5 separate regions of the Homo sapiens genome follow, and regions 2, 3, 4 and 5 are each linked to region 1. A link is an interaction called in ENCODE POLR2A ChIA-PET data of the cell type or tissue named here. Cell type or tissue: CD4-positive, alpha-beta T cell. All regions are shown on one strand. Each heading gives the region's core, and the rest is flanking DNA. Links, peaks and the distances in the headings are about the cores only. Region 1 holds the start of RPL10 (ribosomal protein L10). Region 2 holds the start of SLC10A3 (solute carrier family 10 member 3). Region 3 has its middle 11 kb from the start of FAM3A. Region 4 holds the start of HCFC1 (host cell factor C1). Region 5 overlaps G6PD (glucose-6-phosphate dehydrogenase).

Region 1 (5,903 bases), core at 1,783-5,782:
GGACCTTGCAGACAGTTTCAGTCATTCTTGGGCATTTTCTTCTCCATGTGAAGTTTCCCATCATCTTGTCCCGGACCATTAGACACCCACATCCCTGGCTTCCTGGGACTCTGGTGGCGTGATGGGAAGAGCCCACTTCTTAATATTGTTTTTTTCAAGAGGATCTCATTCTTAGTCCAGGTGGCAGGAATGGTTTCCCCTGCTGGCCTCAGCTCTGTTGGCAAGGGATACCTGCAGTCTGGGGCCTGGAGTTGGAGCGCTCCAGACACGGTCCCTTCCTTCCGGGAGTTTCTTTCTCGTGGGTGAGCCAGAAGCAAACACCTCATCCCACAGTTCTGAGGGCCTGGGTGGGGCCATCGTCCTGGTCCAGGTAAGAGACCATGGAGTCTGGCCAAGCACGTTGGCTCCTGCCTGTAATCCCCGCACTTTGGGTTAGGGTTAGGGCAGGAGGATCACTTGGCTCCAGCAGTTCAAGACCAGTCTGGGCAACCTAATAAGGCCCCATCTCTACAAAAGAAAAAAAAAATTATCCAGGCATGGTGGCGTGTGCCTGTAGTCCCAGCCGATTGGGAGGCTGAGGCAGGAGCATCTCTGGAGCCCAGGAGTTCGAGGCTGCAGTGAGTGTTGATCATGCCACTGCATTCCAGTCTGGGCAACGGAGCAAGACCCTGTCTCAATTAAAAAAAAAAAAAAGCCGGGCGTGGTGGCTCACACCTGTAATTCCAGCACATTGGGAGGCTGAGGCGGGCAGATCACCTGAGGTCAGGAGTTTGAGACCAGCCTGACCACACGGAGAAACCCTGTCTCTACTAAAAATACAAAATAAGCCAGGCATGGTGGCACATGCCTGTGATCCCAGCTACTCGGGAGGCTGAGGCAGGAGAATTGCTTGAACCCGGGAGGCAGAGGTTGCACTGAGCTGAGATCGTGCCATGGCACTCCAGCCTGGGCAACAAGAGCGAAACTCCATCTCAGAAAAAAAAAAAAAAAAAAAAAAAAGACAGTGGAGTCCTAGATGGCGAGGGTAGCAATGGAGAAACCCACTTCAATTTCTTTGAGCCAACAGTTGGAAGGATTCCCGTGGGAAGGTCAGGAGGGAGAGGAGCCAACAGGTGGAACTCCGACAGTTCCCCCGTCCTCACCTTGTAGGGCTGCAAGATTCCTTGGTGCCTGTCTGGGCTCCAGGGCCCCCACCCACCCCTGCAGGCTTATGTGCGGATCAGCAAGAGGCACTCTGCTCTCGGGGCAGGTACTCGGCTGGAGGCGAGGACACGGGAGGGATTTCAGCCCTCTCGCTCCCCAGGAAGATGTCCTTGTGCAGAGAACAGCCTGCACGACCTACTAGGGCACCCAGGATTAGGCTGTATCCTCCGTCTGCCCAAACTGGCTACAGAAAGCTCATTTTAACGCCCACTAGAGAGTGAGGAGACTGTAGGTGCAATTTCTTTTTTCTTTTTTTTCTGAGACAGATGAGTCTTGCTCTGTGGTCCCAGGCTGGAGTGCAGTGGTGTGATCTTGGCTCACTCAAACCTCCACCTCCCAGGTTCAAGCCAGATTCTCCTGCCTCAGCCTCCCGAGTAGCTGAGATTACAGGCATGCGCCACCATGCCCAGCTAATTTTTTTATATTTTTAGTAGAGACGTGGTTTCACCCTGTTGGCCAGGCTGGTCTCCAACTCCTGACCTCAATTGATCCACCCACCTCAGCCTCCCAAAGTGCTGGGATTATAGGCGTGAGCCACTGCACCCGCCCTGTAGGCAGATTTTTTTTTTTTTTTCTGAGATAGTTTCTCTCTGTAGACTAGGCTGGAGTGCAGTGGCATGATCTCGGCTCACTGCAACCTCTGTCTTCCGGGCTCAAGCAATTCTCCTGCCTCAGCCTCCCAAGTAGCTAGTATTACAGGTGTGTGCCACCACACCCGGCTCATTTTTGTATTTTTAGTAGACAGGGTTTCACCATGTTGGCCAGGTTGGCCTTGAACTCCTGACCTCAGGTAATCCGCCCGCCTCGGCCTCCCAAAGCGCTCGGATTACAGGCGTGAGCCACAGCGCCCGGCCATACACGAATTTTTTTGAGACAGTCTTGCTCTGTCGCCCAGGCTGGAGTACAGTGGTGTGATCTCAGCTCACTGCAATCTCTGCGTCCTGAGCTCAAGCGATCCTCCCACCTCAGCTGGGATTAGAGTGTGCCGCCACGCCTGGCTAATTTTTAAATATATATATATATATATATTTTTTTTTTTTTTTTTTTTTTTCTGAGACGGAGTCTCGCTCTGTCACCCAGGCTGGAGTGCAATGGCGTGGTCTCGGCTCACTGCAACCTCCGCCTCCCGGGTTCAAGCGATTCTCCTGCCTCAGCCTCCGAAGCAGCTGGGATTACAGGCACCAGCCAGCATGCCCAGCTAATTTTTGTATTTTTAGTAGAGACGGGGTTTCACCATGTTGGCCAGGCTGGTCTCGATCTGCTGACCTCATGATCCGCCCGCCTCGGCCTCCCAAAGTGCTGGAATTACAGGCGTGAGCCACTGCGCCCAGCCAATTTTTAGTTTTTAATTTTTGTAGAGGCGGTTTTTCGCCATGTTGTCCAGGTCTCAAATTCCTGGGCTCAAGTGATCCGCCCACCTCCGCCCCTCAAAGTGCTGAGATCACAGGCGTGAGCCACGGCACTCCGCCGCAATTCCTGACTTGTACTGCCCCAGTGGTGTTACAGCCTCGAACCCAGTTTCCAGACCTAAGTCACCGCCGGCATCCAGAGTCCCATGATGGAAAGGGAGGCTAGGTTCCCCTGGGAAGGACCTTGCACCACTGCTGCAAGTGCACCCCAGAAATCGTCCCAAGCTTTTCTCAAAGGGACCTGCAGCCATTTATAAAAGCGACATATCATCCTGGAAAACAGGTGCGCTCGAGCAGGATTTCCTCCCGTCCTTCCTGTCAAAGGACGGGAAGACTTTGTTACCCCACCGCGCCCCACCTGCAGAATGGTGGACAGATACCTCCAGATGCCACTTCCCCCAGGACGCCCGCCTGCTCTGCGCACCTCTCCCCGGATGCTGCCCCGTGGGCGGGTGGGGGCGGCCCTGCTTCCCCACGACCCCCAGACGCACCCGGAGGGACTCTTGAGCACAGTGGAGTGGGAAGGGCGAGGTGGGGCGGTGCCCAGGCGAGAGCGGCTCATGGGAGGCGGCGCCCGAGACGCAGCTGGTCGGGACGGTGCGGGTCAGGGTGGGCGGAGCGGGGCTAGAGATGCCCCGGGGTTTCCCAGGCCATGAGTCTCCGTGGAGATTTCTCCTCGACCTCTTCCCCGCGGCAATGTGCGAACCCTGGGTCTCCAGGAAACGGGGATACGGGGCATGGCTCCCAGCAAGGCCTGGTCCAGCCTCTCCGGTAGGGGAATGGGTCTCCCCCTCCGGCCTCCCGGGTTGACAAAGGAACGCGGGCCCAGATCCCCGTATGGCGCTTCACCGCCGGGGCCTCTAGCCTAGAAGGAGGCACGGAGCGCGTGTCCGAGACCCGTGCAAGCTCAGGGACACTCTCGCGGTCGCCGGGAGGCCCACCTAGGGTACTTTCCTTTTTTCCACTCTCAGAAATATACGTCTGTCACAGTTAACGGCAAAGCCTAGGGCAAGAGTTCTACGCCCAAGATGGCCAGCCGGAAGCGGGCTTCTCGCGACCATGTGGCGAAGCCCCATTCGTCAGCTGGCCGCCCGCGGCCCTGGTACCCGGTCACCTCTCTGATCTGCGCATGTGCTGGGCTACGCCCGGGCGCAAGCGCCAAGAGCGGCTGCGTCTATGGTCATGACGTCTGACAGAGCGTCCACCCGTCTTCGACAGGACTCTATGGTTCTTACGCGCGCAGACAGACCGCCTATATAAGCCATGCGCAGGCGGAGGAGCGCCTCTTTCCCTTCGGTGTGGTGAGTAAGCGCAGTTGTCGTCTCTTGCGGTGCCGTTGCTGGTTCTCACACCTTTTAGGTCTGTTCTCGTCTTCCGTTCCGACTCTCTCTTTTTCGTTGCAGCCACTGAAGATCCTGGTGTCGCCATGGGCCGCCGCCCCGCCCGTTGGTGAGTCTTGAATCCGTGTACTTTCACTGCTGGGAAACGGGCGGGGAAAGAAGTGCCTATGGCCGCTGAAAACAATTGTGGGGTGGAGCCTCCCCCGTGCGGCGGCCCTGTCTTGGGAACTGACCCTATGTTTTACACCTCCCGGCTATTTTTTAGTCTGCAATATTACTGTCTGTTCCTTCGTTCCCGTGTCGGTGTGGAAGCGACGGTTCCCTCGTATCTCTGCCTGTGTCCTGCAAGCTCACCGCATTTTCGGGCGCTAGATACGCTCTTGGGGCCTTTGTGTGCGTTCTCTGTCTTATTTCCGGGCGACGTGCCGCGTGCGTTGTCGGACGTGAAGGGCAGTCCGGGAAAAACGGGTGCGGCCGCCTCCTGTGTCCTACAGGGGGCGCCAGACGCATTTCCACTCGGCTTGGAGGTGGATTTAGTGCCACGTGCCCGAAAGTCTTAAATTGGGTGACCTGAGCTGTGCAATGATAATGCGGCGATTTTGTAGTACGCAGTGTCTTGAAGAGAGAATTTTTAACTAGGAAAGTTTGTTGCAAAGTGTTTATAGGAAGCGTAAGACAAAGTAACGGAAGATGGTGTCTGTTGTTTCTAGTCTTGGGTGTTGTCTGTGTTGCAGCAGCCAACTGTTGCTTTGTAGTTTATTTCCCCGAATGGAAACGGTTTAGAAGTGGACGTGCATTCCCCACCCTTTTCCCGTCCCTCGTTTGGGTTGTTCCTTGAGGGGCAAAGTGCCTGTTGGGCTTTCTGTGAACCTCACCTAACCTGTGTTTTTTCACTCCCCTGCAGTTACCGGTATTGTAAGAACAAGCCGTACCCAAAGTCTCGCTTCTGCCGAGGTGTCCCTGGTAAGTAGTGGAAGAGCCCCTGCACTGGTTGGCTCTGCGGACTCCGCGTCCGTCTGTGACACCCCCTGCACACTTACCCAATCCTTTTAGATGCCAAGATTCGCATTTTTGACCTGGGGCGGAAAAAGGCAAAAGTGGATGAGTTTCCGCTTTGTGGCCACATGGTGTCAGATGAATATGAGCAGCTGTCCTCTGAAGGTAAGGCAGGATTCTTTGTTCGTCACCCCCCAGTCCTTCCTCCGTGCTCCCTCAACCCCACCCACATACACTGCACTGGAATTGGGAGTTGATGAAACATGAGCCTTACAAAACTCAGCCAACACAGTTCCCCTGAGCTGGAGATAGTCGTGGTGAATGTTTCTCTATTATCTTCTCTCACTTTGCTGCTTTTCTTCTCCCTACCTAGCCCTGGAGGCTGCCCGAATTTGTGCCAATAAGTACATGGTAAAAAGTTGTGGCAAAGATGGCTTCCATATCCGGGTGCGGCTCCACCCCTTCCACGTCATCCGCATCAACAAGATGTTGTCCTGTGCTGGGGCTGACAGGTGAGCTTGGTCTGGGCCTTTTAAGGCAGTTGGAGTCTCTACATTATTAGGCTTGCATTATTTTATCAGAGCATAGAGGTGGCCCCAGTGACTCAGCCACTATGGCTACTAGAAAAGCCAGGCTGGCAAGTGACTTTCAGTGGTCACTCAGGACCCCTTCCTGCAGATACAAACAAAGCATGAGTAAGTCTTAGCAAGCTCTTCCCCACAGGTTAGGGGAAACACTGGTGATGGGAGTAGCTCTTCTTGCTTTTAGCTGAATGACAACCATCTTGCCAGCAGGTAGCTGAAGCTGGCAGAGGAGCCCAGTGGCGCCTTTTCAGTGGTTCTTGGGATGCTCCGCAGCCAATTAAGCCGACTGAGTTCCTTTCCTCATGGGGACCCAGTGTGCGATGGCTGCACACAGCAGCTTCCTTGGTAGTGTACGCAGCCTGTTGGTTGTA
Region 2 (5,903 bases), core at 1,008-5,007, 93 kb after region 1:
AGATGGGCACGTGGAGCGTCTCATGGATGCTGAGCAGGCGGCTGTAGATGGCCGAAGACAGAGGCAAGAAGCCAGTGGCAGCCACCGTAGAGAGGAAAGTCATGGAGATGGCCAGGGTGACGTCCCCTCCAAGAAGGAGGCTGAAGAGGTAGCTCCCCCCGCCGCCAGGCGACGAGCAGGTGATGATGAGGCCCAGAGCCAGGGCCTTGGGCAGCATGAAGACCTTGGCCATGAGGAAAGCGTACAAGGGCATGACCAGAAACTGGCCCAGGAGGCCCAGCAGCATGGGCTGGGGGCTCTGCATGAGCCCCTTCAGAACCTCGAGTTCCACTTTGCACCCAAACGAACACTTGTTGACAAAGATAAGAGGCAGGAGCAGGTAGAGGATTGGGTTTTCCGAGAAGTGGGCCAGGTCGGCGCTGAGGGTGGCAGGCGTGTCTTCAGCAGGTGAGACCTTGATGCAGAAGTCTCTCCGCTCCTCAATCAGTGTGGGCGGGGCCTCATGGGCGTCCACGAGCTGGATGTGGAGTGGGGCCAGCCCAGCCAGGCCTGAGTGGATGCTCACCACAAAGCCACCCCCGCCTCCCCAGGTTATAGCACTCACGTTCTTGATGGTCAGCACCTCTGTGTCCAGGGAGGTGACCCTGAGCATGGGGCCAGGCGCCGTCCTGTTGGCCTGGCCTGGGTACTGGCTGGAGATCACGATGATGCCCTCACTGTCCTCAGGAAACTCAAACTCCATCACAGAGCCATCTCCAATGCTCAAGTAGCGGCCCCCAGTCGGTGGCACGGTGTGACCCCCAGCAGTGCTGAGGCTGGTGCTGGCTGTCCCTTGGGCCCCCCATGGCAGGCTGATGAGCAGCAGGGCAGCTCTGAGCATGCTTAAGGGACCTGTGCCACCACCCTCGCCCCCCAGACCAGGCCACTGCTGAGAGCTGCCCTTGTCCTGCATTAACACCATGGCTCTTCCTGGAGGACGGATGGCGTGCCCAGGCCCTCTGCGGCTTAGGAGAACATCCCCACTGGTGCTGTTGGGTTGTCCTGAGAAGGGTTCATGGGTGGGTCCCAGTCCTGTGCTGTCTTCCTTGATGGCAGGGCTGTCCCTGAGGAGGTAAGGGACACAGAGAGGCAGCTGGTGAGGGTCACTTACCCTGGAGGCCTTGGTCCAGCCATGTGTCTTACCTCTGAAGAGGGAGGCAGTCAAGAACCCAGGAGCATGGGGATCTGGAAGCCCACTGCTAAGAGTAAAACTCAGCAGGGACCCTTGCCCCACACTCAGGAATGGAGAGGCAATGCCTAGTGATGGCCCTTGAGTGCCATTCAGCTGTGGCTCCCTGGCCCACTCTACCTGCCCCTACAGTGACTCGATGAAGGTCCTGCTGGGAAGCAGGTCCTCCCTCCCCAGGGAAGTTGCCAGAAGGGGCGGCAGGAGTGGATCAGACAGAGCCACATGTCTACTGGGGGGGTTTCTCCTCCTTTTGTCAGAGCTCCCACTGGGCTGAGACTTTGACCTCCCAGAGCCACTGCGTTACATCTGAGAGGCTGTGCTCAGAGTGCAGGGCTCCTTCCCATGCCCACATGCGCCCCTACCAGAGCCTCAAACTCAGTGGAATTATGAGTGTTTCTAGCGGCCAGCAACACCCCCTTCCACTTCTCAATCTGGGCAGCGACCACCGTAGTGTCACATCACCTGCTAGAACTGGGGCAACCAGGATGGAGACACAACAGCTTTACATCACCCCTGTCAGTTGCCTCATGCACTGTTGTGTCCCAGTCCTAGAAGAGGACTGCCTCTATAGATCCTATCCGTCTTTGGCATTGGCCTCCCGTCATCTGAGACTGGGGTGAGGCAGAAGTAGGGAGCAGAGGTTAGGTTAAGCCAAAGGCTCATCCCGGCGAGCCTCCCCTATCCCTAGCTTAGGATGACATGGCCTCTGCTGGCTTGAAGTTCGGGTCACTTACCCTGGAGGCCTTGGTCCAGCCATGTGTCTTACCTCTGAAGAGGGAGGCAGGAAAACCAGTGGGGTGGGAGAGGCAAAGTACAGGAGCTAAGATGAAGGCACCAGGACTGAAGCCACCGGGGTGATACAAACCAGCTCAGAAGGGAAAGGCTAGGGGCCATCCACCCCATGCCCCATCCCTCCAGTAGGGCTGGCGGCTCTGAGTCACTCCAAGAGGGGTTTGGCCCAGATCCCACACCATTTCTGCTTGAGGGGCCGACAGAGTTTGAGCAGATGCACCCACAAGGCAGGGGAGGGAGTCCCGGCCCTTCCAAAACGGCCAAGTGTTCGGGGTAACTGGCAGTGCTAACAGGGGCTCCTCCCTACCTGGGAGTCCGGAAGTTGTCGGACGGGTGGCTAGCAGAGCTCGGGCGCGAACCTGGGAGGGAGGAAAGGAAGGGCACGCCGCCGTCCCACAGCCGGCGACCCGCTCGGGCCGTCTCGGAGTCTGGGGGGGCCCCTTACGCCATTCCTGGGCCCCGCGGCCCCGCCAGGCCTCGCAAACGCGCGGCGGCGGCGGCGGCCCTTCCCTGCCAGGCCCGGCCGGGCGCCCGAGTGGGCGATCGCGGAGCAGGGTCGGGGCCAGAGGCCGCCTCCCTTCCGGAGGCTCTCACCTGCCACAGCCACCGCGCAGCTTAGCTGCAGCGTCTGCCTGGCCGGCAGTCGCCCGCGAGCTCGGCCTGTCAGGGCCCCGCCCCACCGAAGCCCCTCCCTTCCCCGCCCCGCGCGTCAGGGCCCCGCCCCCCCCTCAGCGTCCAGCTCAACTCCGGCTGCTCGCTGGGCTCCGACCGGTTGTGACGTCTCTGGGAGTGACGCGCCGGCGCGGGCGCGGTGCGGGTGAGCTGGTCGGCGCTTGGCGCTGCCTGGACCAATCGCTTGGCAGCGCATCTGAAGCTGTTGTGATCGCTGGGGCGACCCGCTCTGGGAGGGAGCCCCAGGCATTCCCGATTACGCTGCGACCTCTAAAGGCAATGGGACAGAGGGTTAGACGTTAGCAGGGCTGGGTGCCCGGGGTTAGGGTTTTGGCCACGTTGCCGCTCAAGGTGCCCAGCCCTGGGGCCCCAGGGTTGAGTTTGACCGACCTGGACGCCAGGCTCTGTGCGGAGTTCCTCCTTTCGTTCAAGTATTGACCGAGCGCCTATTTCTATTTTATGTATTTATTTTCTGAGACTGAGTCTTGCTCTGTCACCCAGCCCGGAGTGCAGTGGCGCGATCTCGGCTCACTGCAACCTCCGCCTCCCTGCAACCTCCGCCTCCCGGGTTCAATCCATTCTCCTCTCTAAGCCTCCCGCGTAGCTAAGATTACAGGCGTCCGCCCCCGCGCCCGGCTAATTTTTGTATTTTTAGTAGAGACGGGGTTTCACCATGTTGGCCAGGTAGGTCTCGAACTCCTGACCTCGTGAGCCACCCGCCTCGGCCTCGCAAAGTTCTGGGATTACAGGCGTGAGCCACTGCGCCCGGCGTAGGCCAGTTTCTATACTGTGGAACATTAAGTGGACTTGTCTGCTTTTCCAAACTTTGGCGCCACTAGCAAGGTGCAGAGGCTTTGTGGTAAAGGAAGAGAAAGAAGGCAGAAAGTTGGGGAAAAATATGATGGGAATGTGTAGAAAGAAGGTCGGAAGGCAGTACAGAAGACAGTACAGAGTTGGGGGGGGGGGGATCATATGTTCCCAAAGCTTATTGGTGCAACTGGAATCAATCTGCACACTTCAACCTCTTGTCAAGACTGTGATGGAGTCGGAGGTATTTGCCCCGGGTAGGTGCACAAGACGCATGGTTGCAGATGTGGAAACAGAACAGAACAAAACCACCCACGTCTCTAATGTTTCAAATGAATGATATACATTTGTTTTTATTACTTATTTATTTATTTTTGAGACAGGGTCTCGCTCTGTCGCCTAGGCTGGAGTGCAGTGGCACAAGCTCGGCTGACTGCAACCTCCGCCTCCCGGATTCAAGCGATTCTCCTGCCTCAGCCTCCTGAGTAGCTGGGATTACAGGCGTGCGCCACTACCACCCGGCTAATTTTTATATTTTTTAGTAGAGACAGGGTTTGCCATGTTGGCCAGGCTGGTCTCAAATTCGTGACCTCAAACGATCCACCCGCCTCAGCCTCCCTAAGTGCTGGGATTACAGGTGTGAGCCACCGTGCCCAGCCAAATAATATACTTTTAATAAATTTATTGACATTTAAATTTATTTTAAAACTTTATTTATTTATTTAGAGACAGGGTCTCGCTCTGTTACCCAGGCTGGAATGCAGTAGTGCCATCATAATCACTGCAGCCTCGAACCCCTGGGCTCAAGCGATCTTCCCACCTCAGTATCCCAAGTAGCTGGGACTACAGGAGCATGCCACCATGCCCAGCTTAAAAAGTTTTTTTGGCCGGGTGCGGTGGCTAATGCCTGTAATCCTAGCACTTTGGGAGGCCGAGGCGGGCGGATCACGAGGTCAGGAGATTGAGACCATCCTGGCTAACACGGTGAGACCCCGTCTCTACTAAAAATACAAACAAATTAGCCGGGCGTGGTGGTGGGCGCCTGTAGTCCCAGCTATTTGGGAGGCTGAGGCAGGACAATCTCTTGAACCCCGGGTGGGGGGAGGTTGCAGTGAGCCGAGATCGCGCCACTCTCCTCCAGCCTGGGCAACAGAGTGAGACTCCCATCTCAAAAAAAAAAAAATTGATTTTTGTGTGTGTTTTACAAAGTTCAAGTTAGTATGTGCGTATAATATGAGCAAATATACATATGCTGAGGGTTGTTACAAGGGTTTGATGTGTGGATGATCAAAAACATTTGCAGCCATAGCTCTCAGCCATTGTTTAGCCTCCAGGGATCACTAAGGCAGAAGCGATTTGTGTGTTTGTACTTGGTGTTCTGGAAAGGTTGTTCTGTCCCTTTCAAATGGGGTTGAAGGGTCCTGATGGAAGTAGACAGTATTTAGACTAGGACAGGTGAAAGGGCTGGACTAGGCACATGCTGGGGCTGAAGATTGCAATTTGGAAAACGGCAGTGAGGGTAGGGATTGTCTGAGGATGGGGTAAAATTGGCCAGAGGGAGAAAGGAGTCAGCTGGAAAAGCCAAAGAAGGAAAACCCAAAAAGTTGTGTCCTTCTTGAAGGAAAAGGGAATTTTTGTATTCCACTTGCCTGTGCTGTTGGGCCTGCCTGACACTGTCAGTAAAATTCACCTGGAACTAGCCACTTGGCAGCCACCAATTCTTGTTTTTGCCAGGTGTCAAGGAGAGCAAATGCAGTCAGAAGACTGCTGTCTGTTATTGTCAATCACTTCAGCCTTCCCTGAAAAGCCCAAGTGGGCAGGTGGGATATCTGACATGAAGAATTTGGTGGCTTTGTCTGCAGGAAAAGGGAATAGCAAAATTAAAGGCAAGACAATGTTCCTAGTTGGTTTAGGGAATCAGTAATTTACCCCAGGGTGCGGGTGGCTCACGCCTGTTATCTCAGCACTTTGGGAGACCGAGGCGGGTGGATCACTTGAGCTCAGGAGTTCAAGACCAGCCTGGGCAACATGGCAAAACCCCATCTCTACAAAAAATACAAAAATTAGCCTGGCGTGGTGGCATGCGCCTGTACTCCCAGCTACTCGGAAGGCTGACGTGGGAGGGTCGCTTGAACCCCGGGAGATGGAGGCTGCAGTGAGCTGAGATGGCACCACTGCACTCCAGCCTGGGCAACAAAGTGAGACCTTGACTCAAAATAATAATAATAATAATAGTAATAATAATAATAATTTACCCTAGAAGAGAAGGAGGAAGAGGTGAGGATATCTAGTGCCCAAAGAGAAGTCATCTGGACCGAACAAACAGATGGAACAAATGATAGCAACAGCTGAAACAACATCAACACATTTCAGATGGGAGGCCTGCCAGGTATTATGTAATAAG
Region 3 (5,903 bases), core at 1,121-5,120, 130 kb after region 1:
GTCTCAAAAAAAAAAAAAAAAAAAAAAAAAAAGCAGCAAGACAGTGAAACAACTATTTACGTAGTACTTATATTGTATTAGATACTATAAGTTATCTAGAGATGATTAGATTATTTCAAGTGTATGGGAGGACTGGGGAGTTCTGCACTTTGGGAGGCTGAGGCAGGAGGATTGCTTCAGCCCAGGAGTTCAAGAGCAGCCTTGGCAACATGGCAAGATCCCAACTCTATTAAAAAAAAAATACAAATTTAAAAAGTACACAGGAGGGGCCGGGCACGGTGGCTCACGCCTATAAGCACTTTGGGAGGCCGAGGTGGGCGGATCACGAGGTCAGGAGTTCGAGACCAGACTGGCCAATATAGTGAAACCCCACCTCTACTAAAAATAAAAAAATTAGCTGGGCGTGGTGGCATATACCTGTAATCCCAGTGACTCGGGAGGCTGAGGGAGGAGAATCGCTTTAATCTGGGAGACGAAGGTTGCAGTGAGCCGAGATTGTGCCACTGCACTCAAGCCTGGGTGACAGACAAGACTCTGTCTCAAAAAAAAAAAAAAAAAGAAGTATACAGGAGGATGTGCGTAGGTTATATGCTGTGCCATTTTATATCAGGGACTTGAGCATCTGTGGATTTTGATACCCCTGGGGGTCCTGGAACCAATCCCCGTGGATACCAAGGGAAGACTCCACTCAACTCTGCCACTACAAACAGCATGTAAGCAAATGGGTGTGGCTGGGTTCCCATAAAACTGTATTTACAAACACCCAATGTCTACTTAGGTGAGCTGCACATTGACCTCTTTAGCTCGTTATTCCTTCTTGCATCTCAGATTGTTCCATCTAGTACTGGGTTTCTTCTGCTTGAGGCACACACTTTTTGGTGAGAAAATGTTGGTGGCAAATTCTTTGCTTTTGTTTGCACTTCACCATCATACTTGAAAGATTTTTTTTTTTTTAAGTCGGAGTCTCGCTCTTTTGCCCAGGCTGGAGTGCAGTGGCACAATCTAGGCTCACTACAACCTCTGCCTCCCGGGTTCAAGTGATTCTGCTTCAGCCTCCCACGCAGCTGGGATTACAGGCAAGCGCCACCATGCCTGGCTAATATTTGTATTTTTATTACAGACGGGGTTTCACCATGTTGTCTAGGCTGGTCTGGAACTCCTGACCTCAGGTGATCCGGCCACCTCGGCCTCCCAAAGTGCTGGGATCACAGGTGTGAGCCACCACGCCTGGCCAGCGACCATCATGCCCAGCCAGCCATCATTATATCTTCAAGTTTTGCTTCTGCCATACTTGCTGTCTTCTGTTTCTGTGAAATCAGTTAAATGTATGGAACACCTTCTCATTCTCCTTGCGGCTTCTTCCTCTGTCTTTAGTGTCTTCCCTGAACTTGTCTTTCTGGGTTGTATTCTGAATACATTCTTCTGAGCCAGTTTTTGGTTCCCGCATTCTCTCTTTGATGTTGCGTAATTTGCCACTAAACCAGTCCATCTACTTTTAAACTTACTAGCTCACATTTTACCTTTTTTGAGACAGGGTCTCACTATGTCGCCCAGGCTGGAGTGCAGTGGCTTGATCTTGGCTCACTGCAACCTCCACTTCCTGGCCTCAAGCGACCCTCCCATCTCAGCTTCCTGAGTAGATGGGACTACAGGCACTCGTCACCACACCTGGCTAGTTTTTGTATTTTTTGTAGACGTGGGGTCTCACCATGTTGCCCAGGCTGGCCTAGAACCCCTGGGCTCAAGCAATCTGTCTGCTTGATCCCTCCCAAAGTGCTGGGATTACAGGCATGAGCCACTGCACCCAGCTGTCCCACCACGACTTATTATTTCATTAGATCTGGTTAAGTACGGTTATTTTATGTCTGGCTAACAATTCCAGCGCCTGAAGACCTCACGATCTGTCGCTATTGCTCATTGTTTCTCTTGCAATGTTGTTTCCTGGTGCGCCCGGTTATCTCTGATGATGTGCTTGCCCTCATGCTTTAAAAAGTACCTGTAGGAGGAAGGAGTCTCTCCTGAGAGGGTTTGCTCTGGGTTCTGTCAGACAGGCAGAACCATCTGCATTGGGGAACTGCCCATCCAGGACCCCTTAAGCCAAGTGAAAGGCTTAAGGTTCCATGGTCAACCCTGGGAATTTGAACCCTGGGAACTTGAACCCTGGGAATTTGAACCCTGGGAATTTGAACCCTGGGAATTTGCACCCTGGCTCAGTTGCAATTCTGGGTTTCCTCTCAGTATGATGGGGCAGCAAGTTGGGGGCCTCAAGATTTGATTTCTGTCCTCTTCGCTTTATAGGGCTGTCAAGGAAAAGTTCCTGGGTGGGCAAAGGCAACTTGGGGGTTAATTTGTATCATGGGGTCCTAGTTTTCTCTGAAAATTTGGCCTTGCAAATGTGTGTGTGTGTGTGTGTGTGTGTATGAGTGTGTGTGTGTATATATATATATATTTATATATATATTTGAGACAGGGTCTTGCTGTGTGGCCCAGGCTGGAGTGCAATGGTGTGATCATGGCCCAAGTGAACCTCCCACCTCAGTCTCCTGAGTAGCTAGGACTACAGGCATGTGCCAACATGCCCGGCTAATTTTTGTATTATTGTAGAAACAGGGTTTCATCATGTTGCTCTGCTGGTCTGGAACTCTTGGGCTCAAGCAAAATGCCCAAAGTGCTGGGATTACAGGAGTGAGACACTGTGTCCAGCCATAGAGTCTCACTGTCCTTACAGAAAGCCAGAATTCAGTCTGCTTCTTGTTCCCTCAAAGCTTCCTCGAAGTGTTCTAGTGGAGGCGAGCAGTGAAGCTCTAGGAGGCAAGAGGCCTTCTCAGGGACCCCAGCTTTGGCCTGTATGTCTGGGTGTCGTCCTGGACTAGTCTGATCACGTCTCACAGCTGAGTTTCTCAGCTTCTCCTCCTGCAGTACAGGAAGGACAATCCCTTCCGACTGCTTCTCACAGGGAGAGGGCAGTGGTGAGCCTAGAAAATAAAGGCCCGAAGCCAGCCCCGCCCCATTTGTGCCTCTCCCTCCTCTCCTTTTCTGCTTCGCAGAGCAGACAATGCAACAGTCGCCCCCGCCCAGCTCAGCCTGAAGACCCCTTCTCCACTCCCATCCCTTTCTGGCTCAGCCACCCGGCAGTGGGCCAGGTTCGGATGGAGGGAGGGAGAGGAGCTGGAGAGAGTTTTAAGTACTCTCTGGGCTTCTCACATTGCTGGCTTCAGTGGTTGCTGGACGCAAATTGATGTGATGTCAGACACCGGCAGCAGAGAAGGAAGCTAAGGCATTTGGGTCTGTGCTGCTGTGGCACCTGGGACTCAGTGTGAAGGGATCAGGCTAGGTTTGAAATTCTCTTCCGGCTTAATAATTTGCAGGTCTGGGCTGGGAGGTAAAGCTCTGAGTACACTGCGAGTGTCAGGGGTCCGGCAGGGGGGCTCTTTCCAGCTCCTACCCACTCCCGCGTGGGGTGAAACCTTGAGAGATGAGACACCAATCCAGGGCCTCTGAAGACCCACGAGGTAGAGTGCACTTAACAGTAAATTGTGGGCTGGGTGCGGTGGCTCTTGCCTGTAATCCCAGCACTTTGAGAAGCCTAGGCGGGTGGATCACGGGGTCAAGAGATAGAGACCATCCTGACCAACATGGTGAAACCCCATCTCTACTAAAAATACAAAAATTAGCTGTGTGTGCTGGCGGGTGCCTGTAGTCCCAGCTACTTGGGAGGCTGAGGCAGGAGAATCACTTGACCCCAGGTGGTGGAGGTTGCAGTGAACTGAGATCGCGCCACTGCACTCCTGCACGCCAGCCTGGCGAAAGAGCAAGAGTCTGTCTCAAAAAAAAAAAAAAAGAAAAAGAAAAAAAGAAAAAAAAAAAGAGTAAATTGTGGCCAGGTGCGGTGGCCCATGCCTGTAATCCCAGCACTTTGAGAAGCCTAGGCGGGTGGATCACGGGGTCAAGAGATAGAGACCATCCTGACCAACATGGTGAAACCCCATCTCTACTAAAAATACAAAAATTAGCTGTGTGTGCTGGCGGGTGCCTGTAGTCCCAGCTACTTGGGAGGCTGAGGCAGGAGAATCACTTGACCCCAGGTGGTGGAGGTTGCAGTGAACTGAGATCACGCCACTGCACTCCTGCACGCCAGCCTGGCGAAAGAGCAAGAGTCTGTCTCAAAAAAAAAAAAAGAAAAAAAAGAAAAAAAGAAAAAAAAAAAGAGTAAATTGTGGCCAGGTGCGGTGGCCCATGCCTGTAATCCCAGCACTTTGGGAGGCTGAGGCGGGCGGATCACGGGAGTTCAAGATCAGCCTGGCCAGCATGGGGAAACCCCATCTCTACTAAAAATAAAAATTAGCTGGGCATGGTAGCGGGCGCCTGTAATACCAGCTACTCAGGATGCTGAGACAGAAGAATTGCTTGAACCTGGGAGGTAGAGGTTGCAGCGAGCAGAGATCGTGCCACTGCACTCCAGCCTGAGTGCCAGAGCCACACTCTGTCTCAAAAAACAAAAACAAAAACAAACAAAAAACCCGGTAAATTGCGGGGCCGAGTGCAGTGGCTCACGCCTGTAATCCCAGCACTTTGGGCCGCCAAGGCTGGGGGATCACCTAAGGTTAAGAGTTCGAGACCAACCTGCCCAACATGATGAAACCCCGTCTCTACTAAAAATACAAAAATTAGCCAGGCGTGGTGGCGTACACCTGTAGCCTCAGCTACTTGAGAGGCTGAGGCAGGAGAATCACTTGAACCCAGGAGGTGGAGGTTGCAGTGAGCCGAGATCACGCCAGTGTAGTCCAGACTGGGCGACAGAGCAAAACTCCATCTCAAAAAAAAAAAAAAAAAAAAAAAAAAAAAAAAGAGTACATTGCAGGCCAAGCGTGGTGGCTCACGCCTGTAGACCCAGCTACTCAGGAGGCTGAGGTAGGAGGATGCTTGAACCTGGGAGGTGGAAGCTGCAGTGAGTTGTGATTGCGTCACTGCACTCCAACCTGGGCAACAGAGTGAGATCCAGTCTCAAAAAAAAAAAAAAAAAAAAAAAAAAAAGCAAATTGTGGCTGAATTCTTTGGCATTGCAGGCAGAGAAGGGGTGAAAACAGGGCTCCAGCCTTGAACCGGTCAGCAGGGGTCAGGGAGGCTGAGTGAGTCACCCTATGGAATGGGCCAGGGTGGATCTGGGCTCACAGGCAAGGGCCTCAGTGCTCCTGTGAGCTCCAAGGGGCTGGGGAGGACTGCCTTCTTGTTCAGGGTACAGCTCGTGTTGTTTTCTCGGGCTTATGTCCATGTCTCAGTGTGGACACCCGCAACTGAGGTGACAGTGGAATGCCCTGACCTGATCTCTCATTCTCTCCCATTGTGGACCCAGTGCTGTCCTCACCTGGGACCTCCTGCCTCCACCCAAGTAGGCGCCCAGAGCTGAAGGGACAGTTGCCTGATGGGTTCAGGTGCCAGTGGATGGTCTTCCACCTCCCGGGTTCAAGCGATTGTCCTGCCTCAGCCTCCTGAGTAGCTGGGACCACAGGTGCCCGCCACCACGCCTGGCAAATTTTTGTATTTTTTTTGGTAGGGACATGTTTTCGTCATGTTGGTCAGGCTGGTCTTGAACTTCTGGCCTCAAGTGATCTGCCCATCTTGGCTTCCTAAAGTGCTGAGATTACACGCTTGAGCCACTGCGCCTGGCCTTACTTGGGTGTTGTTCCCTGCCCTGGAACCTACCCTGCTTAGCCTTACCACACCCCATCAGCCCCCAGCCCAACCCGACTCTCAGCCTTGCCACAGCCCCTTCTGGAGGCCACAGGAACCAGGACAAGAGGACTAAAACCACTGCCCCTGTGGCCGAAGCCTGGCCCCCAATCCTGTGCACACAGAGCCCACTGAGCCTGTGACCTGTCCTTGGCCCCCATCAAGCTCCTTTC
Region 4 (5,782 bases), core at 1-4,000, 430 kb before region 1:
AGGGAGGAGATGGAGGGAGGGAGGAGAGGGAGGGAGCAGATGGAGGGAGGGAGGAAAGAGGAGGGAGAGGGAGGAGATGGAGGGAGGGAAAGAGCCGAAGACCCAGCGGGCTTTGCACTCACCCGTGTTGTACACGTGCAGTTCGTCCACTATTCCCTCGTTGCCGCCGCCAAACACCACGATGAGCTCCTTGATGGCCACGGCGCGGTGGCCGTGGCGGGGCCGTGGCACCGGACCCGACCAGCCCACCACTCGCTTCCAGCGGGGCTGCAGAAGCACCGCTGGCAAGTTGGCGGGCGACACGGCCGAAGCCATAGTTCCGGGAAAGGGTGCGGTGGGGAGAAGTCAACAAGCGGGAAGGGAGCCCCTCAATTCCTTTCACACACCCCCTTTCGTCTAAGGCAGCTCTCACGGAGAAGCGGTTTCTCACACAGCGGTAGACGACTCCATGGAGGCCGCCATCTTAACTGCCCTCCTTCCCTTTGGCTCTTCCCTTTCTTCTCGCTCACCCCGTCTCCGCAAGAGCCGCCCGAAACTGTCGAGCGCCTAGGCTCAAGAAGCTGGAGGCCGCTGAGTCCCGTCGCCCCGACTACTTGTCCGGGCGCTCCCGCTTACAAGCTCGGGCGGGAGGCCCTGGGAGCCGCCATCTTGAGCCGCCTCTCTCTCCTCCCTTCCTCAGTCGTAGCCCTCCCCCGCCGGAAATGGCGGAGCCCCGGCCCGGTTCCCACACCCCCAAGTCCCCAGCACTGGCCGGCTTCCGGGGCGGGTGGAAAGGAGCCACAAGCGCCGCGGTCGTCGCAGCCCCGCCGGCGCTCAGACCACAATTGTGGGAGCCGCCATCTTGAGACCGTCCCGCTTCCCCGCCCAGCGCCTTAGTGCAGCCGCCGCTCCCGAAACAGCCTCGACACACCTAACGAATGGAGGCGGGCCGGAGGCCGGTGGAACCAGCTCGAGCTCTCGAGGGCCGTTTGGGGGCTCGCGCCGTACGGCTTGTGAAGTCTCGCGCCTCTCCCCTTAGTCCGCCTCTGCTGCTCAGGCTGCGCCTGCCGCCGTGGGAGCCGCCATCTTGAGACTAGCTCCCCGTTCCCCCCTATTCTCTTCCTCCTAGGTCAGTTCTTCCACTGCACACCAAACTCAAGGCGGTGTCCGATCCTCACTTCCCGCCTTATGACTCCTTCCCACAGGAGCCGCTTCAAAGAGCTAGAGTTAGGCCCCGAAGCGGCAACTGTACGGCAGAAGAAGCGGTAACGGCAGGGCGCTCATGCCTCCTCCCTGGGAGCCGCCATCTTGTGTGAAGAAGTAACAACTAAACATGGCGGCAGCGGCGCCGGCGGTCGGGCGAGGAGGCGGAGCCGGGTGACGTCACCGCTTCCCCCCACTCGCCCTCGCACCGCTTCGCCCCTGGGCCCAAGCCTCTTAAAGGACCCCTGCGCTGCCTCGCGGCGGGGGTGGGGGTCGGCGCTGCCGCGCGCTGGGCTAAAGCTCGAGTCGCGCTCAGATCAGGTGCAGGCGCAGGCGCGCCCCGCCCCACGGCCCCCCCACCGGGCGAGCCTCCACGCCTCCGCCCTGGGAGCCGCCATCTTGCCACTTCCCCTCGCCCGGCCGTCCGCGGGCGTCAATAGCGACTTTCAGCACAAAACAAAGATGGCGGCGGCGGCATCTCGGAAATGCCCGGATGAGACTGCTAACCCCTCCGACGCGCTCGGCCCCGCCCCCTTGGGAACGGTCTCTCGGGTTGATAAGGGACGCACGCCCGAAGAACTGCCTTTAACCAGCACTGGGGACAGCGGCACGCAGGTGGCCGGGGTTGGCGAACAGCCACTGCAGCCGCGCCTGCGGCCGGGAAGCGAGCATTTTCGCGCCCTGCACACCCAGCAGCCGCAGGAGGCGGCCCGAGGCGCGCCGCGGGGGAGCCGGGGGCGGGGCGACAGTGGGAGGCGACGCAGCCGAGCGCCGGCGCCCGGGGGTGGAGCCTCCGCCCGCTCCCAGGCTCCCAGGCTGCGGGGCCCGCCCTCGGGCGCCACCGCCTCCGCCCGCGCCGCAGCAAAATGAGCCGGGCCGCGCGCCCCAGACCGCCGCGCGCTCGGCCGCCCCCACTGCCGAGAGGCCCGCAGTCGGGCCGGTGGCGCACGAGCCGGGCGGGCGACCGCGGGAGGCGTCCGCGTCATCTCGCGTCACCTCGCCCCGCCCGCTTCCCAGGCTTCGAGTCCCGCCCTGCGCGCAGGCGCACCGGCGCTGCTCGGATCCTCCCTTTTCGGAGATTTGAATTTCCCCCAGCGAGGCGAGTGAGGCGAAATACCCGTATGGTGATAGCTGGCCTTTTCGCGCCAATACTGTAAGTGCTCACCGCAGCCCTGGGAGGTGGGTCCCGGCCTCGCCCCCACGTTTCGCCTCCTCTAGGAGGCCGCCCGGGCGCGGCGGCGGCGGCGGCGGCGGCGGCATCCGCCCTGCCACGCGCAGGCCGCAGCGCGGGGACCCAAGCTGCTGCCCGGGAGCGGCAGTCGCCAGTAGAAATGGACAGACCGGTCCTGTCAGAGCCTGTGGCTTTTGTTGTAAACGTCTAGAAGTTCAGTTAAATTACAAGATCTACCAGATCTACCGGCGGGCAGAATTATTACTTTGAAGTTACTGAAGTTATGCGTCCTGCTGGAAGACCTTGTAATTTAATGCGTTAGTAAAGAAGCACACGTCACCCTCTCACACATTTTCAACAATATTTTTAAAGTCGCCTCTCAACATATTACATGTATTTTGTAATCGTCTGTGTTTTAGTTCATGCAGTTGGAAGTATCCATTTGAGAAGGGACAAAGAGAAGAATTCTTGCCTGTCTGTGCCACCACCTGCTCTTTGTGACCTTGGCTAGTTACCTCACATATGTCCCCAAGTCCCCCACCCATGGTAAATAAGAAAACTAAGGCCTGATGCGTTGGCTCATGCCTGTAATCCCAACACTTTGGAAGGCTGAGGTGGGAGGATTGCTTGAGCCTAGCCGGGGCAACATAGCGAGACCCGGAGGCATGGTGGCACACGCCTGTGGTCCCAGGTACTTGGAACGCTGAGGTGGGAGGATGGCTTGAGCCAGGGAGTTCAGGGCTGCAGTGAGCTGAGATCGCGCCACTGCTCCAGCCTGGGCGACAGAGCAAGACCCTGTCTCAAAAACACACACACACACACACACACACACAAAAGCAGCTGCTGGTTTCCAAGGGCCTTGCCTGGAATCAGTCCAGAAGCTAAATTAATGTTAATTGATATTCCTTTATCCACAGAAAGACAGCAAGAAAGGTCATGCGGAGCGGGGGACATAACTAACCATAAATGCTAAAGGCCTGGAGGTGACAGTGCCTGCTGTTTAAACGCGTGCGGGAGAGTCTGGGGCCTTTAGCCAGGAGATTGTCAGGCTTCCCAGGGCTTCCCTGAAAGACCCCAGACCCAGGGGCCAGTGCTGTTGAGGTGTTGGCTTTCCCATGCCAGGCGCTGGGGGAAGCTGTGACGAGATTTGAGTGTCACATAATAAGGATCATGGCAATTCAAAGGTACAGGGAAGCTAGGCTATAAGGTAACCAGCTCGGTTTTCCTGGGGGTCTTGGACAGGTGCTTTGATTACATGGTCACTGTCAGCCCGTACCCCCGGTCAGATAGACTGAACCCCTGCAGCCGGAAAGAGGAGTTGCTTTCCATGCCCTTCCTGGAGTTCTTCCTCGATCAAGTTGACAGTGTTTGACTCTTGTTCCAGCTCTCCGCCCTGCTTGCTGGCAGGCAGGAGGGTCAGACTAGCATGGGTGCCATGGGGCCCTAGGTGGGTGCAGGGAAGGACCTGTAGACGCCATGCGGGGCCTCAGCTGGTGTCTCAGCTGGAGTCAGGAGCTGAACGGGGAAGTGCCTGAGAGGAAATGACAGCTGAGTCAAGGGCAATGGCCAGGCGAAGTGGGCAAAGGGCTTCCAGGACAGAGCTGGGCCTGAGGAGCTCACAGGGCTGGATGGGGATGGCACTTTAAGTCTGGCCAAGACTTTGGGACATGATCCAGGACATGGAATGGGAAGCTGGTCATGGAAGGGTGGAAAGCCAGGGCAGACATGATCCCATCCAGGGCTGCTCAAAGATGCTGGGGCTGCGGTGTGCACACCCCTGGACCCAGAGGCTTTTTTGACTGGGAGGACGGGGCAGGAGGAGTTCGGGTGCCCCATGCTGAGATGGCAGGCTTGTGTGAAGCAAGGACGTATGGAGTGATAGTGAGGACTGTGGTTCCTGTGTGGCAACACCATGCTTCAGAGGGCAATGGGGCACCCACATGCCAAGCCTGGTGGCCCTCCTCAGCAACGGAACTCCAAGGCAAGAAGGCTGAGAATGAGGCCCAGGAGGATGCGGTGGGCCCCAGGACCTGCTTGAGAAGTGAAATAGCAAACAGGACTGGTAAAAGGGAGCAGAGGTGCTGGCTTTGTTCTTTAATATAATTGAATTGAAATTGAGCAGGGCTTCACTGGGCATCTGAGGAAGAGCAAGGAATCAGACCCTGTCCCACCCATTTGGGGCCTAAATTGCAGTAGGGCAGATGGACATTGCACCTCAAAAATAAACAGTGCTTGTCACATGAATCATTTGCAAATATTTTCTCCTATATTGTCTCTTCATTGTTGATTGCTTCTGTGCTGTGCAAAAGCTTTTTACTTTAATATACTCCCATTTGTCTGTTTTTGTTTTTGTTGCCTGTGATTTTGGGGTCTTAGCCATAAAATCTTTCCTGGAGCATTTCCCCATTTTCTTCTAGTAGTTTTATTTTATTTATTTTATTATTTGTATTTATTTATTTATTTATTTTTTGAGACACAGTCTCACTCTGAAACCCAGGCTGGAGTGCAGTGGCACAATCTTGGCTCACTGCAACCTTAGCCTCCTGGGATCAAGCGATTCTCCTGCCACACCCTCACAAGTAGCTGGGATTACAGGCGCATGCCACCACCCTGGCTAATTTTTATACTTTTAGTAGAGATGGGGTTTCACCATGTTGGACAGGCTGGGCTGGAACTCCTGACCTCAGGTGATCTGCCCGCCTCAGCCTCCCAGTGTGCTGGGATTACAGGTGTGAGCCACCACACCCAGCCTTTTTTTTTTTTTTTTTTTTTTTTTTTTTTTAAAGACAGAGTCTTGCTCTGTCGCCCCAGGCTGGAGTGCAGTGGTGTGATCTTGGCTCACTGCAACCTCCTCCTCTTGGGTTCAAGCATTTCTCCTGCCCCAGCCCCCTGAGTAACTGGGATTACAGATGTGCGCCACCACGCCCGGCTACTTTTTGTATTTTTAGTAGAGACGGGGTTGCACTGTGTTGGCCAGGCTGGTCTAGAACTCCTGACCTTAAGTGATCTGCCCGCCTCAACCTCCCAGTGTGCTGGGATTACAGGTGTGAGCCACCGCGCTGGCCTCTTCTAGTAGCTTTATAGTTTCAGGTCTTACTTTTAAGTCTTTAATCCATGTTGAGTTGATTACTGTGTGTGGTGAGAGATAGGGGCCTAGTTTTCATTCTTCTTCACATACTTATCCAATTTTCCCAGTGCCATTTATTGAAGAGACCATCCTTTCCCCAATGTAGGTTCTTCGTGCCTTTGTACTACTTATAATAGCTAAGATATGGAAGCAATCTAAGTGTCCACCAGTGGATTGATATGTAAAGAAAATGTGGTATAGATACATGATGGAATATTATTGAGCCATTTAAAAATAAACTGTTGGCGGGCGCGGTGTTTCAAGCCTGTAATCCCAGTACTTTGGGAGGCCAAGACGGCCAG
Region 5 (5,816 bases), core at 1-4,000, 140 kb after region 1:
GAGTTGGGGTGCAGGGATGACTGTGGCCACAGATGTGCAGCCCTCAGGGCAGGAGGAGGCCCCTGCTTGGCTCTGCTCACCCTGCCAGAGGCCCAGCTCAGGGCCCCTCCCTGAGGACCCTCCAGGACCACCCTGGTCCATCTCGAGTCTATTCTGATGAACAAGCTGAGGCCCAGAGAGGCAATGGCCTTCCCTGGTCACATAGTGACTGTCAGGCCTGGGACATGACAACTTGGGCTTCATGACTGCCAGTCCAGGTCACCTCCGGGAGGCCACGCTGTGCTCAGAGGTGGTGACTTCTCCGGGGTTGAGGACACCTGCTCTGCATGCACACCCCAGCTCAGTGCCTCGTCACAGATGGGCCTGCGACAGGGCATGCTCCTGGGGACTGGGGTGCACCCCCTACCTTCTCATCACGGACGTCATCTGAGTTGGTGGAGGCGGGCTTCTCCATGGCCACCAGACACAGCATCTGCAGTAGGTGGTTCTGCATCACGTCCCTGGGGACGGAAGAGGCCAGAGCTCGCCTTAGCTCCCCGCCCTGTTCACCTGGTTCAAGGGCATGGGGACCCCAAACAAGGCTTCCTAGTGACAAGCTGCAAGACTCACTTCCTGATCCCCCTTGTCTTCCAGGTCCCCTTAAATCAAGGAAGGACATGGTGATGCTATCACTGAATCATAAAACCGTGGGGTGCTTGGCTGTGTAGGGGTCCAGCCCTTTCCAGCCCGGTCTGATAGCTCAGACACTTAGGTTTTGAACTGCAGGGTGAGGAGGAGCTCCCCCAAGATAGGGAAGAGTAGCCCTGCAGGGTGACTGGCTCTGCCACCCTGTGCCAGCCTCCCAGGAGAGAGGAAGAGCTCTCACCGGATGATCCCAAATTCATCGAAATAGCCCCCGCGACCCTCAGTGCCAAAGGGCTCCTTGAAGGTGAGGATAACGCAGGCGATGTTGTCCCGGTTCCAGATGGGGCCGAAGATCCTGTTGGCAAATCTGCAGGGAGGGGCAAGGTGGAGGAACTGACCTTGGGCCTCTGTGGTGCAGGGGCCACATGTGAGGGGTCACCCTTGTCTGAGTTCTGGAGGAATTCGTCCTCGGGGAGGCAGTGGGCCAGGTGAGGCTCCTGAGTACCACCCCCACCCTGGTCCCCCGGCCCAGGCTTGGCCCCACCTCAGCACCATGAGGTTCTGCACCATCTCCTTGCCCAGGTAGTGGTCGATGCGGTAGATCTGGTCCTCACGGAACAGGGAGGAGATGTGGTTGGACAGCCGGTCAGAGCTCTGCAGGTCCCTCCCGAAGGGCTTCTCCACGATGATGCGGTTCCAGCCTCTGCTGGGAGCCCGGAGCTGCGTTACCCCCTTGAACCCCTCTTCGGGGAGTGAGGATCAGAGCTGCATCATTCAGACGCCCTCCCAGGGGAGTAGAGGCCAGAACCTCCTCGCCCCCGTGGCCACCTCCCGTGCCTTGTGTTCCCAGATGACCCTCTGGCTCAACACCTTCCGGGAAGCCTTCCCACCCTGGGTGCCAGGGTGGCATTGCTGGCATGCTGCCGGGGGCCCGTTCCCCTCCTGCCTCATGCTGGGTCCCCGGTGGGTCTGAGTGGCCTGAAGGCCTGTAGGGGAGCAGGGGGAGGAGGCATCCAAGCCATGGCTTCCTCATTGGTTTTGAAAATGAGAAGAGGACCTTTGCTTTACTACCCCCGCATTCAAAACCAGCCAGAGGACAAGAGCCTCTGGCTGGGTTGGGAAACCACCCAGCGCGGGCCATGCTGCATTCGCAGAGCAAGGCTGCCACCCTGCGGCCTGGCCGGGCCTTTGGGGAAGCAGAGCGGAAAGGCGGTGTTTCGTGGAGCAACGCTGCCACCTTGTGGTCCCGCTGGGGATGGCCCCGGCACCATGGATGCTGCCCAGATCCCCGGCCCCGGACACGCTCATAGAGTGGTGGGAGCACTGCCTGGGCCAGCCTGGCAGGCGGGAAGGGAGGGCAACGGCAAGCCTTACATCTGGCTCATGCAGGACTCGTGAATGTTCTTGGTGACGGCCTCGTAGACGGTCGGGGGCAAGGCCAGGTAGAAGAGGCGGTTGGCCTGTGACCCCAGGTGGAGGGCATTCATGTGGCTGTTGAGGCGCTGGTAGGAGGCTGCATCATCGTACTGGCCAGCCACATAGGAGTTGCGGGCAAAGAAGTCCTCCAGCTTGAGCTTCTCCTCTGGGGTGGCCTGGGAGACACGGACAGACAGACACACAGACAGATGTCAGCCCCTCTCTTTGAGTCCGTGTGTGTTCTGCCCCAGGGGAGTGGAGGGTCTTCCCTGGAGGTCCAGGGAGGGTGCCCTCAGAAGTCAGTGTCCCCGTCCCACACTGGGTTCAGCCCCATCTTAGCAGCTCTGCACATCCAGAGGGAGGGAGGCCAAAGCAGGCAGCACAGACACTGCCCCAGGCTGGGACCCCTGTGCCTTAGGACAGAGGCCAGATTTCAGGATATTTTGACCTGGGAGAAATACACTGGAGAAAGCTCTCTCTCCAAAATCATGACACCCAACTATGATTGGCGGAGAAAACGCAGCAGAGCACAGCAGGAGGGGACCTGTGGGTCCTGGTCACGGGGGCTGGTAATGGGGGTCTCAAGGAAGTACGAGAGCAGGCGGGGCGGGGCAGGAGAGGAGGAGAGCATCCCGGGATGGGATGGGGGGAGGTCCCCGAAGCTGGCCATGCTGGGGGCTGGTAGAGAGGGCAGAACCAGGCTGGGGGAGGCCCTGACACCACCCACCTTGAAGAAGGGCTCACTCTGTTTGCGGATGTCAGCCACTGTGAGGCGGGAACGGGCATAGCCCACGATGAAGGTGTTTTCGGGCAGAAGGCCATCCCGGAACAGCCACCTGAGGGCAGGGCACAGCTGTAACCAGTGCGGGCAGGGCAGGACCAGGCCTGTCCCTGGCGGGAGGTCACAGGGGCAGTGGTGGGACACACTTACCAGATGGTGGGGTAGATCTTCTTCTTGGCCAGGTCACCCTGTGGCAGAGGGAACAGGTGTGTGGTTAGAAGTGGCTGGGGACACGACCTACATACATCATCCTCCACCCTTGGTGATCTGGGCACTACTCAGGATCACTACTGGGCCACAAGCATGTCTGTCTTGCCTGATATACAGACAGAAGAGCCCCGAGATTCAAGCCTGTGCCAGCCCTCCATCCCTGACCCAGAAGACATAAACGCATCTCCTGCGTTCCAGGAGAAAACCTGAAAATTCAATTCAGTAGAACCAAGGGACGACAGAAGTACCATGTAGCCACATTTGTGAGACGTGACCTCAAGTGCTTACATTAGCAAAAAAGAGTGGTTCAAAAATAAGGAGCTAAGCATTCCACTTAAGAAGTGAGAAAAAGGGCCAGATGCGGTGGCTCACACCTGTAATCCCAGCACTTTGGGAGGCTGAGGCAGGCAGATCACCTGAAGTCAGGAGTTCAAGACCAGCCAATGTGGCAAAACCCCATCTCTATTAAAAATACAAAAATTAGCCAGGTGTGGTGGCAGGCACCTGTAATCCCAGTTACTCAGGAGGCTGAGGCAGGAGAATCACTTGAATCCGGGAGGCAGAGGTTGCAGTGAGCCGAGATCGTGCCACTGCACTCCAGCCTGGGTGACAAGAGTGAGACTTCATCTCCAAAAAAAAAGTGAGAAAAAGATAGAACTGCAAGCCAAATTACCAGGAAGAAAATAGGAAATAATGACAAGTAAAATTAATAAAATTAAAAGCTAACCCAAAGAAAAGATGAACAAAGCTGGAAATTGGTGTTTGAAAAAGACGAATAGAAACAGACAACCCCCTGGCATGGTTGCTTTTTTAAAAGGGCATAGGCCGGGCACAGTGGCTTACTCCTGTAATCCCAGCACTTTGAGAGGCCGAGGCAGGCGGATCAAGAGGTCAGGAGATCGAGACCATCCTGGCTGACACGGTGAAACCCCGCCTCTACCAAAAATACAAAAAATTAGCCAGGCGTGGTGGCGGGTGTCTGTAGTCCCAGCTACTCGGAAGGCTGAGGTAGGAGAATCACTTGAACCCGGGAGATGGAGGTTGCAGTGAGCCAAGATTGCACCATTGCACCCCAGCCTGGGCGACAAGAGTGAAACTCCGTCTCAAAAAACAAAAAACAAAAAAACAACTAAACAGCTGGACGCGGTGGCTCAAGCCTATAATCCCAGCACTTTGGAAGGCCGAGGCGGATGGATTACCTGAGTTCGGGAGTTCAAGACCAGCCTGACCAACATGGAGAAACCGTTTCTACTAAAAATACAAAATTGGCTGGGCATGGTGGCCCATGCCTGTAATCCCAGCTACTCAGGAGGCTGAGGCAGGAGAATCGCTTGAACCTGGGAGGCGGAGGTTGCAGTGAGCCAAGATCAAGCCACTGCACTCCAGCCTGGGCTACAAAAGCGAAACTCCGTCTCAAACAAACAAAAAACAGAGCAATGGACCTGAGAGGGGACAGTGGCCACAAATCTTCCTACAGAAACAACCCCCTGGCATAGAGAGTGTTGCCAGTGGGTTCTACCAAAATGCAAGCACAAGAGAATTCCAGCCTGAAGCAAACTCTTCCTGCAGAAGGAAGAAAGGGGAACACTTCCCAAGCCACCTTATGGGGCCTACAGAGCCTTGGTACGGAAACCTGATGAGAAAGGCACATGGGAAAACCCATACGCCTCATTCACACACACATGCAGATGCAGAAATCCCACACGAAATATCAGCAGGCCGGGCACAACTCACACACCCCAGCACTTTGGGAGACCAAGGTGGGAGGAAGATTGCTTGAAATCAGGAGGTTTTTTTTTTTTTTTTTTTTTAAAGACATGGTCTCACTCTGTCACCTAGGCTGGAGTGCAGTGGCACGATCTCAGTTCACTGCAACCTCTGCCTCTGGGCTCAAGCAATCCTCCCACCTCAGCCTCTGGAGTAGCTGGGACTACAGGTACATGCCAACACACCCAGCTAATTTTTTGTATTTTTTGTAGAGACAGGGTTTCCCCATGTTGTCCAGGCTGCTCTTGAACTCCTGGGCTCAAGTGATCTGCCCGCCTCAGCCTCCCAAAGTGTTGGGATTACAGGCGTGAGCCACGACGACCCACTGACCCTGTCTCTTTAAAAAAAAAGAAGAAAACATCAGCAAACCAAATCCTGCAATGTTAAAAACGGTAGGTTTTTTATTTACAGAATAAATACATCTGTAAATAAAAAGTTGGTTTGATATTAACAGAAAAAAATCATTGAAATTCACCATATTAAGAGATTAAAAAAAACCTCTAAGAACTCTCTGCCTACTGCTATGTTTTGATTTTTTAAATCTAGCAATCTTGCTCAACCCAACAGATGTAGATCAAGTGTTTCAGAAATCACCTATTCACGCTAAAACTCTTAGCAGAGGGGGAATGCAAGGGAACTTCACTAACTTGATAAAGGGCATCTATAAAACACCATTCTGGCTGGGCGTGGTGGCTCAAGCCTGTAATCCCAGCACTTTGGGAGGCCGAGGCGGGGAATCGCTTGAGGTCAGGAGTTTGAGACCAGCCTGACCAACATGGTGAAACCCCATTTCTACTAAAAATACAAAACTTAGCTGAACATGGTGGTGTATGCCTGTAATCCCAGCTATTCAGGAGACTGAGGCAGGAGAATCGCTTGAACCAGGAGGGAGAGACTGGAGTGAGCCGAGATCACACCACTGTAGCCTGAGCAACAGAGCTAGACGTCGTCTCAAAAAAAAAAACCACCACCAAAAAACAAAGAACAAAAAAACCCCCAAACCATCATCCTTACAAAT

The links. Peaks named below come from ENCODE experiments on the same cell type or tissue, not always from the same donor. Only the 100,000 strongest peaks of a DNase experiment are listed, where the experiment ranks them.
Region 2: POLR2A ChIA-PET joins it to region 1 with 24 read pairs; 25 of 35 experiments call an interaction of 5 or more read pairs at or near these places.
Region 3: POLR2A ChIA-PET joins it to region 1 with 21 read pairs; 18 of 35 experiments call an interaction of 5 or more read pairs at or near these places.
Region 4: POLR2A ChIA-PET joins it to region 1 with 17 read pairs; 7 of 35 experiments call an interaction of 5 or more read pairs at or near these places.
Region 5: POLR2A ChIA-PET joins it to region 1 with 10 read pairs; 20 of 35 experiments call an interaction of 5 or more read pairs at or near these places.

Annotation. Positions count from the first base shown.
Region 1 is chrX:154,394,482-154,400,384 of GRCh38, forward strand. It overlaps RPL10 (ribosomal protein L10), which reads left to right and starts at 3,896. Exons shown (of 7, transcript NM_006013.5): 1 at 3,896-3,913; 2 at 4,016-4,061; 3 at 4,857-4,915; 4 at 5,006-5,113; 5 at 5,322-5,460. The coding sequence starts at 4,039. LOC124905228 (a long non-coding RNA gene) reads right to left here and starts at 4,361. Exons shown (of 2, transcript XR_007068356.1): 1 at 3,104-4,361. SNORA70 (small nucleolar RNA, H/ACA box 70) reads left to right here and starts at 5,800; the gene lies at 5,800-5,903. RefSeq lists silencers at 2,939-3,118, 3,189-3,258 and enhancers at 3,261-3,806, 3,819-4,028, 4,351-4,896, 4,897-5,440, 5,441-5,903. In CD4-positive, alpha-beta T cell, for the core only: a CTCF peak has its summit at 4,425 (motif pointing right); DNase peaks (open chromatin) are centred at 3,230, 3,790, 4,420 and 5,400; H3K4me3 peaks cover 2,815 bases; H3K27ac peaks cover 3,056 bases.
Region 2 is chrX:154,487,980-154,493,882 of GRCh38, forward strand. It overlaps SLC10A3 (solute carrier family 10 member 3), which reads right to left and starts at 2,650. Exons shown (of 2, transcript NM_019848.5): 1 at 2,328-2,650; 2 at 1-1,103. The coding sequence starts at 961. RefSeq lists a silencer at 2,373-2,882. In CD4-positive, alpha-beta T cell, for the core only: no CTCF peak of the experiment used is centred there; DNase peaks (open chromatin) are centred at 2,252 and 2,812; H3K4me3 peaks cover 1,999 bases; H3K27ac peaks cover 1,141 bases.
Region 3 is chrX:154,524,345-154,530,247 of GRCh38, forward strand. No RefSeq gene overlaps it. Among named protein-coding and RNA genes, the nearest start is that of FAM3A, 11 kb to the left of the region's middle. RefSeq lists enhancers at 2,500-2,649, 4,990-5,284. In CD4-positive, alpha-beta T cell, for the core only: no CTCF peak of the experiment used is centred there; a DNase peak (open chromatin) is centred at 2,967; H3K4me3 peaks cover 294 bases.
Region 4 is chrX:153,970,526-153,976,307 of GRCh38, forward strand. HCFC1 (host cell factor C1) reads right to left here and starts at 1,293. Exons shown (of 26, transcript NM_005334.3): 1 at 123-1,293. The coding sequence starts at 315. TMEM187 (transmembrane protein 187) reads left to right here and starts at 2,229. Exons shown (of 2, transcript NM_003492.3): 1 at 2,229-2,335. RefSeq lists enhancers at 1-742, 384-1,143 and silencers at 1,374-1,613, 1,844-2,293, 2,404-2,513. In CD4-positive, alpha-beta T cell, for the core only: no CTCF peak of the experiment used is centred there; DNase peaks (open chromatin) are centred at 756, 1,356, 1,636, 2,226 and 2 weaker places; H3K4me3 peaks cover 3,317 bases; H3K27ac peaks cover 3,713 bases.
Region 5 is chrX:154,533,170-154,538,985 of GRCh38, forward strand. G6PD (glucose-6-phosphate dehydrogenase) reads right to left here. Exons shown (of 13, transcript NM_001360016.2): 3 at 2,972-3,009; 4 at 2,768-2,876; 5 at 1,999-2,216; 6 at 1,169-1,327; 7 at 866-991; 8 at 407-500. Among named protein-coding and RNA genes, the nearest start is that of G6PD, 11 kb to the right of the region's middle. RefSeq lists an enhancer at 840-1,434. In CD4-positive, alpha-beta T cell, for the core only: CTCF peaks have their summits at 1,826 (motif pointing left) and 2,026; a DNase peak (open chromatin) is centred at 1,802.